3 separate regions of the Homo sapiens genome follow, and all the other regions are linked to region 1. A link is an interaction called in ENCODE POLR2A ChIA-PET data of the cell type or tissue named here. Cell type or tissue: MCF 10A. All regions are shown on one strand. Region 1 has its middle 26 kb from the start of ETS2. Region 2 has its middle 42 kb from the start of LINC02943. Region 3 overlaps LINC02943 (long intergenic non-protein coding RNA 2943).

The links. Peaks named below come from ENCODE experiments on the same cell type or tissue, not always from the same donor. Only the 100,000 strongest peaks of a DNase experiment are listed, where the experiment ranks them.
Region 2: POLR2A ChIA-PET joins it to region 1 with 14 read pairs; 3 of 35 experiments call an interaction of 5 or more read pairs at or near these places.
Region 3: POLR2A ChIA-PET joins it to region 1 with 11 read pairs; 2 of 35 experiments call an interaction of 5 or more read pairs at or near these places.

The regions. Positions count from the first base shown.
Region 1 is chr21:38,830,152-38,834,151 of GRCh38, forward strand. No RefSeq gene overlaps it. Among named protein-coding and RNA genes, the nearest start is that of ETS2, 26 kb to the left of the region's middle. RefSeq lists enhancers at 1,190-2,389, 1,379-1,568. In MCF 10A, no CTCF peak of the experiment used is centred here; a DNase peak (open chromatin) is centred at 1,630.
Region 2 is chr21:39,124,587-39,128,586 of GRCh38, forward strand. It overlaps the pseudogene RPL23AP12. Among named protein-coding and RNA genes, the nearest start is that of LINC02943, 42 kb to the left of the region's middle. RefSeq lists a silencer at 1,437-1,496. In MCF 10A, a CTCF peak has its summit at 1,554 (motif pointing left); a DNase peak (open chromatin) is centred at 1,525.
Region 3 is chr21:39,045,951-39,049,950 of GRCh38, forward strand. All of the region lies in intron 3 of LINC02943 (long intergenic non-protein coding RNA 2943), which reads right to left. Among named protein-coding and RNA genes, the nearest start is that of LINC02940, 29 kb to the left of the region's middle. In MCF 10A, no CTCF peak of the experiment used is centred here; DNase peaks (open chromatin) are centred at 2,311 and 2,841.

The sequences.
Region 1 (4,000 bases):
TTTGCAGATGACATGACTGTATATCCAGAAAACCCCATTGTCTCAGCCCAAAATCTCCTTAAGCTGAGAAGCAACTTCAGCAAAGTCTCAGGATACAAAATCAATGTGCAAAAATCACAAGCATTCCTATACACCAACAACAGACAAACAGAGAGCCAAATCATGAGTGAACTCCCATTCACAATTGCTTCAAAGAGAATAAAATACCTAGGAATCCAACTTATAAGGGATGTGAAGGACCTCTTCAAGGAGAACTACAAACCGCTGCTCAAGGAAATAAAAGAGGATACAAACAAATGGAAGAACATTCCATGCTCATGGGTAGGAAGAATCAATATCGTGAAAATGGCCATACTGCCCAAGGTAATTTACAGATTCAATGCCATCCCCATCAAGCTACCAATGCCTTTCTTCACAGAATTGGAAAAAACTACTTTAAAGTTCATATGGAACCAAAAAAGAGCCCGCATCACCAAGTCAATCCTAAGCCAAAAGAACAAAGCTGGAGGCATCACACTACCTGACTTCAAACTACACTACAAGGCTACAGTAACCAAAACAGCATGATACTGGTACCAAAACAGAGATATAGATCAATGGAACAGAACAGAGCCCTCAGAAATAACACCCTACCAGCTTTCTTTCCTGATAGGGCTCCAGAACTCCACATGGTGGACACTTGTCACTGGGAATGATTCAGGCTTTAATGGGGCTGCTGGGCGGGAGCACAGGGCTTGAGGGCCAGAGGAAGTGGAGCAGGAACTGTGGCAAGAGGTAGAGGGAGCAAGCTGCCCCATCACCTCTCCTGAAATATCAAGCAAGTTAACAGGAGGATTTGTTGTGATTTGGAGATGGACCTTGGATTATCACTGTCACTGGGTCTGTCAGGCACTATTTGTGACCTTGGGTATGCAATTTAATCACTCTCTGCCTCAGTTTCCCCTCCATAAAGCCAGGTCATTTGTGGCTGTTGGGGGGATTGATCTATTGGGGGTATAAGATTGTGTAAAGTCAGTAACCTGGGATGGGGGTGCTATTTGAACAGAGCACGCCAAGGAAGGTGTGTTTGAGCCAGGGGATCTGCAAAGAAAATATGGATCCCAGACAATCATGTCTCCATTTTCATCAGAAGAAATCCAGGGGCAGAGTTCAGTGATGAAACAAGTACTTAACTGAACCAAGACTCAAACCCTGGTCTTCTGTTTTCTGGTGTTGTCCTCTGGCCAAAATAACCCTGTCATGTTTGGTTGAAGTCATTATAAATGCTGCCCCAGATGCTACCTAGGGCTCCTTCAAGTTTCTAGTTCCTCCTTCCACAAACCAGAGGCCACAGCCCTTGATTTGAATTTTAAATTATCAGGAACCTCCTACCCAAAGAACACACAGCCCTCATTTACAGCAGCTGCTGGCAGCTAGCTGAGTTCGAACAGATGCAAGAATCTCATAATCTGGGCCAGATATTAATCTGTCTTTTCTGTAACAGCAAAACAGAAGGGTGAGTCTTGAAGCAGTGCAGGGGGAAACCCCTTATTGTGCAACTCTTTTGTAACTCCTGGGCGGAGTCTGGACATGTGACTTCTGCTTGAAATTTAACATTAGGGGAAAGACCATTTTTGGTCATAGCTGAGGTGATGACATCTTGGCAACTGGAATGGACATGACCTCTGTTCCATGTACTATGAGTAACTGCCCCCTCCCCATTTCTCAAAGTCATGTTCAGATGGCAAAACTGCCTGGGATTACCACATCTGACTCTTGCTAGCTGTTTCTGTGTCTATGGCTTCATACTGTCCAGACATAGACCTGGGGCTCAGCACACATGTATGTTTGAGTGGCATAAGGTCAGAAGCACAGATCCAGCAAAGACTGTGGCCCGGAGGAAGGTGGGTTGGTTGGAGGAAAGAAAGTGGAGGTGGGAGCAAACGAAGATAAGTAAACAAAAAAATGAGCTCTTAAGCAAAAAAGATTGCCTGTCTGCTGTAGCCTGTAAAGCTCTGATGAGAAACACTTTTATGATTTGCTGGTAAACTCCACCCAATTTGGTTCTGGAAGAGGTTATTTTTCATTGCAGTGTAAGCATGTAATTAGTTAATTGGGAAATATGGCGCCATTTTCAAAGCTCACTTTCATCTGTCATCTCACTTACACCTCCCTGTGACCCTGGGAGATTGGTTTTATTATGCCCATTTTACAGATGTGGAAACTGAAGCTCGGAGAGGTGAACCCCCTAAAAAGAAATTGGAGAGGCTTATCCTGACTCATCCGTGGTCCCTGATTCCTTGTGCCTGAGATGCAGACTGTGGCTTGGGAATAGGGGAGGGCTCAGAGGGCTGGAGCTCAGCTGAGTGGCCGGATGTTCCCTCACAGGGTACCCTCCTTTGGCTTCCTGTTGACCCTAGTAGTTGTCAATAGTGCTGCAGGTGCTCCACGCCTTCCCACCCTCTGGATGAAGCTCATCCTAAGGAATTAGCATCTCATTTCTAATTCTCAGGTCCTCAGGAATCAGACTTGTATTTTGGGTCAAATTTGCATACCTTGGGGCTTCTGTTTTCTCAAGCTATGTATGGACCCCAGAGCAAATCCCAACCATGGTTCAATATCAGCCTCTGGGAATCTGCAGATCACTGGAAGCCAGGCTGCCCACGCTTTCTGGAAGCCACTTCCTAGTGAAGGAGCCCTGGAGGAAAGAGGCAATGGTATAGGAGTCTCCCTAAAGTGAGAAGTGTGGAGCCCAGCACTTCAACTATGTCTGTGGGTGGAGCCAAAATAACCAGTTGCTCCTGATCGCTGCATGTCAGCAATTGTATCACAACAAGAGGCCACAGGGCATCACCCTACCCAACACTGTGATGGGGGCCGGGGTCACATGTGCTTAAGTGTCTCTGTAAATCAGCCCTTCAGTTGGGATTAAGACAGTTCAGGATCCCAAGAACACACATGCACACACACAACCCACTTGCACATACATGTGTGCAGTCACACTTCCAGAGACACACATAGACATACATATGTATACACACATGTGCGTGTGTGCACACAGGTATTCACATGCACACACACACGCACACTTATACACTAACACACATGTGCATATGTGCACGCATGCACACACACACACACACCCCACTCCTTTTGCTTGCTTCACCTTTTCTGTCTCTGCTCCTCCTGGTGGTCATCACCTCCCATGCCCTGTCTCCTGTATCAATGCCCCAGGACTACCTACTATAACAAAGTGTCACAAAGTGGGTGGTTTAAAGCAACAGAAATGTATCCTTTCACAGTTCTGGAGGCTAGAAATCCAAGATCATGGTGTCTATAAGGTTGGTTCCTTTTAAGTGCAGTGAGGAAAGAGCTGGCTCCAGCCCTCTCTCCCATTGGCTGGTAGATGATCATCTTCTCCCTGTGTCTCTTCATGTCACTTTCCCTCCTTGCCCCTCTCTGTGTCCAAATTCCCCCTTTTTATAAGGATACCAGTCATATTGTATTAGGGCCAGATCTAATTATTTCATTTTAACTCAATTACCTCTGTAAGTAACCTACCTCCAAAGACAGTGTCATTTTGAGGTTCTGGGGGTTAGGACTTCAACATATCAATTTGAGGGCACACAATACAGCCCATATACACCTCAACACTAAATAAGTTACATGGTAGTTCTATTTTTACTTCTTTGAGAAATCTTCATCCTGTTTTTCGTAGTGGCTGCACTGATTTTTACTTCCATCAACCGTGTGTCCCCGTCTTTTGATATGTGTGTATGTCATATGTCTTCTTTTGATAAGTGTGTATTCATGTTTTGACCACTTTTTAATGGGATTATTATTATTTGTTGTTGTTTTGACTGTTGACTTTGTTGAGGTTTTTGTATATTCTGGATATTAGTTCCTTGTCCAAATGAATAGTTTGCAGATATTTTCTCCCATCCAAAAGGGCATCTCTTCCCTTTGTAGATTGTTTCCTTTGCTGTGCAGAAGCATTTTAGTTTAATATAGTCTCATTTCT
Region 2 (4,000 bases), 290 kb after region 1:
CTCTTACGTGTCCCATTTTAAGAAAATAGAACCAACGTGTTTCCAGCAAATTGAACACACATGGACATTTTTTAATGAACTCCAGTCAGCCCATCTGTCAAAACTGAAGATGCTGGAGAAACCTAAGACTCCTCTAAAGTTACAGCCAAAAAGATGTGATATACCTCCAAGAACTGCACAAGGGATGCTGCTAGCAACACTTCAGTGTTGTGGTCAACAAAGAAGTGGAGTAGAGGAGGAGTTTCTCTCTTGCCCTTCCCTGCGAAGATCGCTTTCCCCAGCATCGTTCCCAAAAATAGCAGCCGAGCTTTTAAAACACACACACTCCAGATCTGTGCTCCTGGGAGAGCTTGTTCAACTCACATCCTGCATGTACACAGAGCTCTAAATAGAGACTCCTAACTCTATAAAGGAATTCCTTTTAAGGAATCCACCCAAATCTGTTAATAACCAATCGTAGAATAAACACCAAAGGATCAAGTGTGTGTGTGTGTGTGTGTGTTTGCACGTGTGCACGCATGCACATCAGTGCATCTAAGTGTGTATGGGGGTGAGGGACCTTCTCCTTCCAGAACCTCCCTCCTCCCACTTGTCCTGCCACTGCTACTGCCTACTCTGTAGCATAAGGGCCTGCAGACCAACAGGAGCCCAGGCAGCAAATATCACTCCTGAGGGCCCAGATAAGACGCTGTCACTCACCACATACCAAAGAAAATGATATATATATAATATACATAATATATTCAAATATATACAAATTTGTATTTGATATGTATACATTAATTTTATATAGTGATTATAGAGATAGATGATATGTTATATATATTCTGTTTCACTGTGCTTACACTATTTTCACTGTAGAAAAGGGACAAATAGAGGCTGCGGCAGGACGGAAGGGTCACTTGCTTTTACACTGTGTAACTTTTTGTGGCTTTGAATTTTGTACTTGAAAAAATTAATTTGTGTGTGTGTGTCCTGCAGGTAAACTGTTGTCTTCTAAAAAATTTCTGCTTGACTTCCTAATCTCCAGCAGGGACCAAAACTTTTTCAGGAGCTCAGCAAGCCCTCCCCTCCCCACCCATCCCCAACACACATGTACTCACACACATGCATGTCACACACCCACACAACACACATGTACTCACACACATGCATGTCACACACACACCCACGCAACACACATGTACTCACACACATGCATGCCATACACCCACACAGCACACATGTATTCACACATGTATGCCACACACCCACACAGCACACATGTACTCACACACATGCATGCCACACACCCACACAGCACAAATGTATGAACACACATAGGCCATACACACCAGACACACACACCACACTGACACACACACACACACACACACATGCATTTGTCAGGAAAGAGCCTTTCACCACCCGCTGAGACCCCTCCCGCAGCATTTCTGAGCCCAGGTGCAGGGCAGGGCTCAGCTGGCCAACCAGGCCAGCATCAGGTCACAATGAACTCGCAGCATGGATAGGAAAGGCCCAAGTCCTCTAAGCCTCAGAATTCAGTGCCACCTAGAGGCTCCTCTGTTGCATGATTTCTCAATTCTGAGTGAAAAGACAGGCCCAGCCACTGGCCTCATGAAACAGGAGGTGGTCCCATGAGCCTGTAATGTCCAAAGAAGGCACTCATATTTCTTATGAGGACTTGAGAGATTGGGGCTGCCTGTCCGAGCTGCTGGCCAGGTCCCCAAGACCTGGAAGTGCTCAGTATCCCCTCGCAATTTTGCCACTCTACTCAGAGTGCAAACTGGTCAATCACTTCTGGAAACTATCTGGCAATATCTATTTGAGTTGAGCATGTGCAGCCCCTCGGCACAGCAGTCACACTCCTGATCTATACCCAACATATATGTGCATATAAAACTCCTGCCCACCCCAGCTCACTGAAATAAGGCCCCTGAAAATCCCAGCCCCTCAGCTGGGCCATTCCCCCTTGCAGGGAAAGGGCTGGAGGAAGCTGGGAGCTCATGTTGCTCCCAGGCCCAGCAGCATCGCAAGTGTGGATGGCTCCCTCCATCCTGCCCCCTCTCGGTCCCCACCCTCTGAAGCAGCGGTTCTTAGCCAGGGATGATTTTGTCCCCTGGGGACATTTGGCAATATCTGGAGACATTTTTGCTTGGCATACCCGGGGAAGAGGATGTACTGGCAGCTGGTGGGTAGAGGCCAGGGGTTCTGTGCAGCATCCTACGGTGCATTGGGCAGCCCCACGTGAAGGAGCATCCGGCTCCAAACGGCAATAGCAATGAAGCCAAGATATTGTGCCTTAAGTTCTCAATGGCGGAAGAGTGGGTGTAAATTATTACTTATTTTAAATAATTGGGCATTTCAGCTAAAGATTTAGAATTAAAAAATTCTATTACAGGAGAATTCAGTTCTAAGGCAGATGCATTTATCTTGCATTTTAAAAGAACAAAGCTGCCTAATGAAAACGGCAGAGTGAGACCATGCACTTCCTGGGCTTTAGATGCATCTTTTTCCCAGCCTGGGAAGCTGTTCCATTCTCCAGCGAACACCACTTACTACCTAATGACTGTTCCCCCATGGACCTGTGAGTGCACTGAAATCCAAAGTTCTTATGCTGGATCACTCAAAGGGATAAAAATACATTTCTACTCATTCTTTTCTTCCCTAAAGGCAATGTCTTGTTTATCCTTCCTTGTCTCTAAATAGATAATTTAATCAAAATGAACTAGCCAGATGATCTACAATAATCAACATTAGCTGTGAAAATTGTTTATGGAACTACTCGCTACCCAGCACAGATGTATTCACATTTCCTTCATAGTGCCTGGATTCTACTAGACATCACAGAAGCACATTCCCTACAAATTAGTGATTATATATATTCATTGTTTTTTTTTTGTTTTGTTTTGTTTTTTTTGCCAAATGCTTTCTAGATTGTTGCCCTATTTGTTGTTTAAGAAATGCTGACCCTTTTCACAAGACAGTGCTGAAAGCGAAGAAAGAAGTTCCTGCCCCTCCTAAAGCCAAAGCCAAAGCAAAGGCTTTAAAGGCCAAGAAGGCAGTGTTGAAAGGTGTTCACAACCACAAAAAAAAGAAGATCCACACGTCCCCCACCTTCCGGCGGCCCAAGACACTGCAACTCCGGAGGCAGCCCAAATATCCTTGGAAGAGCACCCCCAGGAGAAACAAGCTTGACCACTATGCTATCATCAAGTTTCCGCTGACCACTGAGTCGGCCATGAAGAAGACAGGAGACAATAACACACGTGTGTTCATGGTGGATGTTAAAGCCAACAAGCACCAGATCAAACAGGCTGTGAAGAGGCTCTATGATATTGACATGATCAAGGTCAACACCCTGATTTGGCCTGATGGAGAGAAGAAGGCATATGTTCCACTGGCTCCTGATTACGATGCTTTGGATGTTGCCAACAAAATTGGGATCATCTAAACTGAGTCCAGCTGGCTAATTCTAAATATATGTATACCTTTTCACCATAAAAAAAAAGAAATGCTGAAGGCTCCTTTACTGTTTTATATATTAATTCAAGTTGTTCAAATGCAATCCAACTAAATTTTTAATTTGTCTCACTGTTCTCCTCTTAAATAATTAAGTATTATCCTTTGGAAAACTGAGTTTGATAAAAGAAACCAAAATCCAACAACTCAAAATATCTCAGCAGAAACCAACATAAGGAATCAGTATAATCCTCATTGGCTGCCCCCAGAGTCATTTAGGAAATCAACCTCAAAGTAAATGTAATCAATAATTTGCTTTAAATTCAAAAAGATGTGTACATCACAAACTAAAATTCCAAACACTATCAGAAGGTATACAATAAAAAAGGTCTCCCTGTCATCTGATTTCCCAATCTCCCTACTGTCAACAGTTTTTTTGTGTGTTCTTTCAGAAATTCTTTACACGTACAACAAACAATATATATTTTGATAAATTATAGTTGTGCTATATACACATTGTTGCTGCTGGTTGCTTTTT
Region 3 (4,000 bases), 220 kb after region 1:
CTGTGGGCCTTGGAACAGACGGACACAGTGCAATCCAGCTTCCAGAACTTTCCATGTGTGGGGTGAGGAAGTGAGGAAGTCGTGCCTCACAGTGTCTTTTTTTTAATATTTTCAAGTTTTTTTTCTACTTTTTATTTTACCTTTTTTATTGTGGTAAATTATACTTAACGTAAAATTTATATCTTAAGCGTTTTAAGTGCACAGTTCAGCAGCATTAAACACATTCAGGCTGTTGGGCAGCCATCACCACCATCCATCCACAGAACTTTTTCATCACCCCAAACTGAAACTTGTATCCATTAATCATTCCCCTTTCCCTCCCAGCCCCTGGCACCCACCATTCTACTTTCTATCTCTATGGATTTGACTGTTCCAGGAACCTCATACAAGTGGAATCATATATATGGTTTTCTGTGATTGGTTTATTTCACTTATCATAATGTCCTCAAGGTTCATGCATGTTGCAGCATGTGTCAGCATTTCCTTCTTTTTCAAGGCTGAATAATATTATTACGTGGATGGACCACATCTTGCTTCTCCATTCATCTGTCAAAGGACACTTGGGTTGCTTCCACCTCTCGGCTTCTGTGAATGACGTGTCTGTACACGGCAGTGGACCCAGGCCTGCCCATGTCCCCGCCACTCCTCATAGCACCTACCCCTGACCTCGGCGCCGGGGGTCTCCCCTGCATTTGTGTGGTGTCTCTGATCATGCTGGTTCCTAGACATTCACCCTTCAGTCCCAGTGGTAGCAATGCTGACTTTGTGCCTCTTCCGCAGCCCCTCTGTACTCATCTGAGGAGGTGACTATTCCAGGAAATGCTCCAGAACAATTCTCTGCAGAATGCCCCAGGCCCTGGCAGCTGGAAAGGACATCTGAGTCTTCTCTTCCTGAGCAAGCATGCATTTCAAGGAGGGAAGGTCAGATGACACAGTACCAACCCACCTTCTGAATGTCCCAGAGAAGCCATTGCCAGGCAATATTTTTAGGACCTCCATGAGCAGAGAACAGCATTTTTTCCTGGAGGTTATTAGCAGGCTCAGTGCAATGCAAACATCAGATAACAGCATTGCACTCTATAAAGTGTGTGTGTGTGTGTGTGTGTGTGTGTGTGTGTGTGTGTATACATGTGATGCAGACTGGCACCCAACAGCAAAAGACCTCCATGTAGCCTGGGCCACCAGGCCACAAGAATGACTCTCTAGGGATCATATGTCCCAAGAGCAAGCTCAATGCTCCTCTAACTGGACAATTCCCACCCACCCCTGGGATGAGCCAGCATGACTGTGCCATTGATACCTGGAGCAGGAATTCAACCTGAAGATCTAGGGGTAGGGGCGGGATTCCGATGGAGGGAAGAAGAGTGAAGTGTTTAATTGGTGATCAATATATGCATATCAAGAACAAACAACTACAGTATGAGGTGGAATACAAAAATTCTCACGAATTTGTGCAGAACATGAGAAAGCATCTATCTGTTTAAACAGCCTCCAAGGACAGTGCCATATTGGTACCAGAAAGAAGGAACGGTCCTGCTCCTTTATTCCTTCCTCTCCTGGCCCCTCCCCTCCCTGGAGACAGGTAGGGGGAGGGGAGAGGAGGAAGGAGCTTATATTAGTCTGTTTTCATGGTGGTAATATAAGACATACCTGAGACTGGGTAATTTATAAAAGAAAGAAGTTTAATGGACTCACAGTTCCACATGGCTTGGAAGGTCTCAAAATCATGGCGGAAGGCAAAGGAGAAGCAAAGGTATGTCTTACATACGTCTCATGAGACATATTCACTATCACAACAATAGCACGGGAAAGACCTGCCCCCATGATTCAATTACCTCCCATCAGGTCCCTCCCACAGCACGCAGTAATTATGGGAGCTACAATTCAAGATGAGATTTGGGTGGGGACACAGCCAAACCTTATCAGAGCTATCCTAAGTAAAAAGACAAGAACCAACCCCCCATTCCCAAGGCATATTTTCTGTCTGCAGCTGGCCCTGGAAGAAAAGAATCTTCTATTTTGAGTGAGGTGAGGAGTTTTCATGAGTAGATGAGGCTGGACATACTAATTACTGAGCAGAGAGAGACTTTATGGAGAATGAAATGCCCAGAGAATTTTTGATGATGAGAAAGTCACCAGAGGAACAAAGGAATCTGCCTTGATTTCAATCAAGGCGTCATGGAAGAGGAGCTCATCTCATGGGAACAACATGCAGAAAAGAATCCAGTTGTTTCCCTGTAGCCTATAAGTCCTGTCATTCACTGTTCTGGGAAAACCCTCCCTGGCCTGCAGGCTGGTTGACGAGTTGTTTGGAGGTTACCAGGGAAACGCCTCAAGGTGGGGCTTTCAGAGAACAGGAGCCACAATAGGGCCTCCGAGCTCAGGAGCCACAGCCGTGATACAGCCTCTGATAGTAAATTCCCTACAGGGATAAAAAGATAGGAGCCCTGGAGGGGATGATTCTTAAAGTCATTCTCACATGCAGTCGACATGCATGAGGTTGCCTGATAAAATACAGGACACCCAGTTAAAGCTGAATTACAGATAAACAATGACTAATTTTTTAGTATAAGTACATCCCAAATATTGCAAGAAATGTATCTGAAATATATTGCAAAAAATAAAAAATTAGCACTGGTTATCTGAAATTTAATTTAACAAGTCATCCTATATTTTTACAGTTTTACTGAGTTATAATTTACATACTATTCAACCCTACCATTTAAAGCGTACAATTCAATGCTTTTTAATATATTCACGAGGTTGTGCAACCATCGCCACAATCAATTTTAGAACATTTTCATCAGCCCCAAAGGAATCCACATCCATTAGTCACACCCACTCCCTATGCCAGCCCCAGCCCCAGGCCCTGACATCCACTAATCTACTTTCTGTCTCTAGAGATCGGCCTATTCTGGACATTTTGTATAAATGAAAGCACACAACATGTGGTCTTCAGGAGTGGCTTCTTTGATTTAGCATGTTTTTTCAAGGTTCATCCATGTTGTAATATGTATCAGTACTTCATTCCTTTTTATTGCTAAATAATATTCCACTGTATGGATACAACAGATTTTATTTATCCAATCATCAGTTGATGCACATTTGGGTTGCCTCCACTTTTTTGGCTATTATAATAAAACTGCTGTAAACACTTGTGTTTAAGTTTTTTGTAAACATATGTTTTCATTTCTCTTGCATATATATATATAGGAATACAATTTCCGGGTCACATGGAAACTCTATGTTTAACATTTTGAGAAATTTCTAAACTGTTTCCCATAGCAGCTGCACTTTTTAAAAATATATATATATGCGGCCAGGCGCGGTGGCTCACGCCTATAATCCCAGCACCTTGGGAGGCCAAGGCAGGCGGATCACGAGGTCAGGAGATTGAGTCCATCCTGGCTAACACTGTGAAACCCCGTCTCTACTAAAATATAAAAAAAATTAGCCGGGCATGGTGGTGGGTGCCTGTAGTCCCAGCTACTTGGGAAGCTGAAGCAGGAGAATGGCGTGAACCCAGGAGGCAGAGCTTGCACTCCAGCCTGGGTGACAGAGCGAGACTCCATCTCAAATATATATATATATATACACACACACACACACACACACACACACACACATTCTCACTAGCAACATCCAAGGGTTCCAATTTCTTCACATCCTCACTACATTTATTAGTTTCTGGTTTTTTCATGATAGACATCCTGGTGGTGTGAAGTGGTATCTCATTGTGATTTTGATTTACATTTTTCTAATGGCTAATGAACATCTTTTCATGTGCTTATTGGTCATTTATGTATCTTCTTTTTCTTTTCTTTTTTTTTTTAATTTGAGACATAGTCTTGCTCTGTCACCCGGGCTGGAGTGCGGCGTCACGATCTCAGCTCACTGCAACCTCCGCCTCCCAGGTTCAAGCAATTCTCCTGCCTCAGCCTCCTGAGTAACTGGGATTACAGGCACGCACCACCATGCCCAGCTAATTTTTTTGTATTTT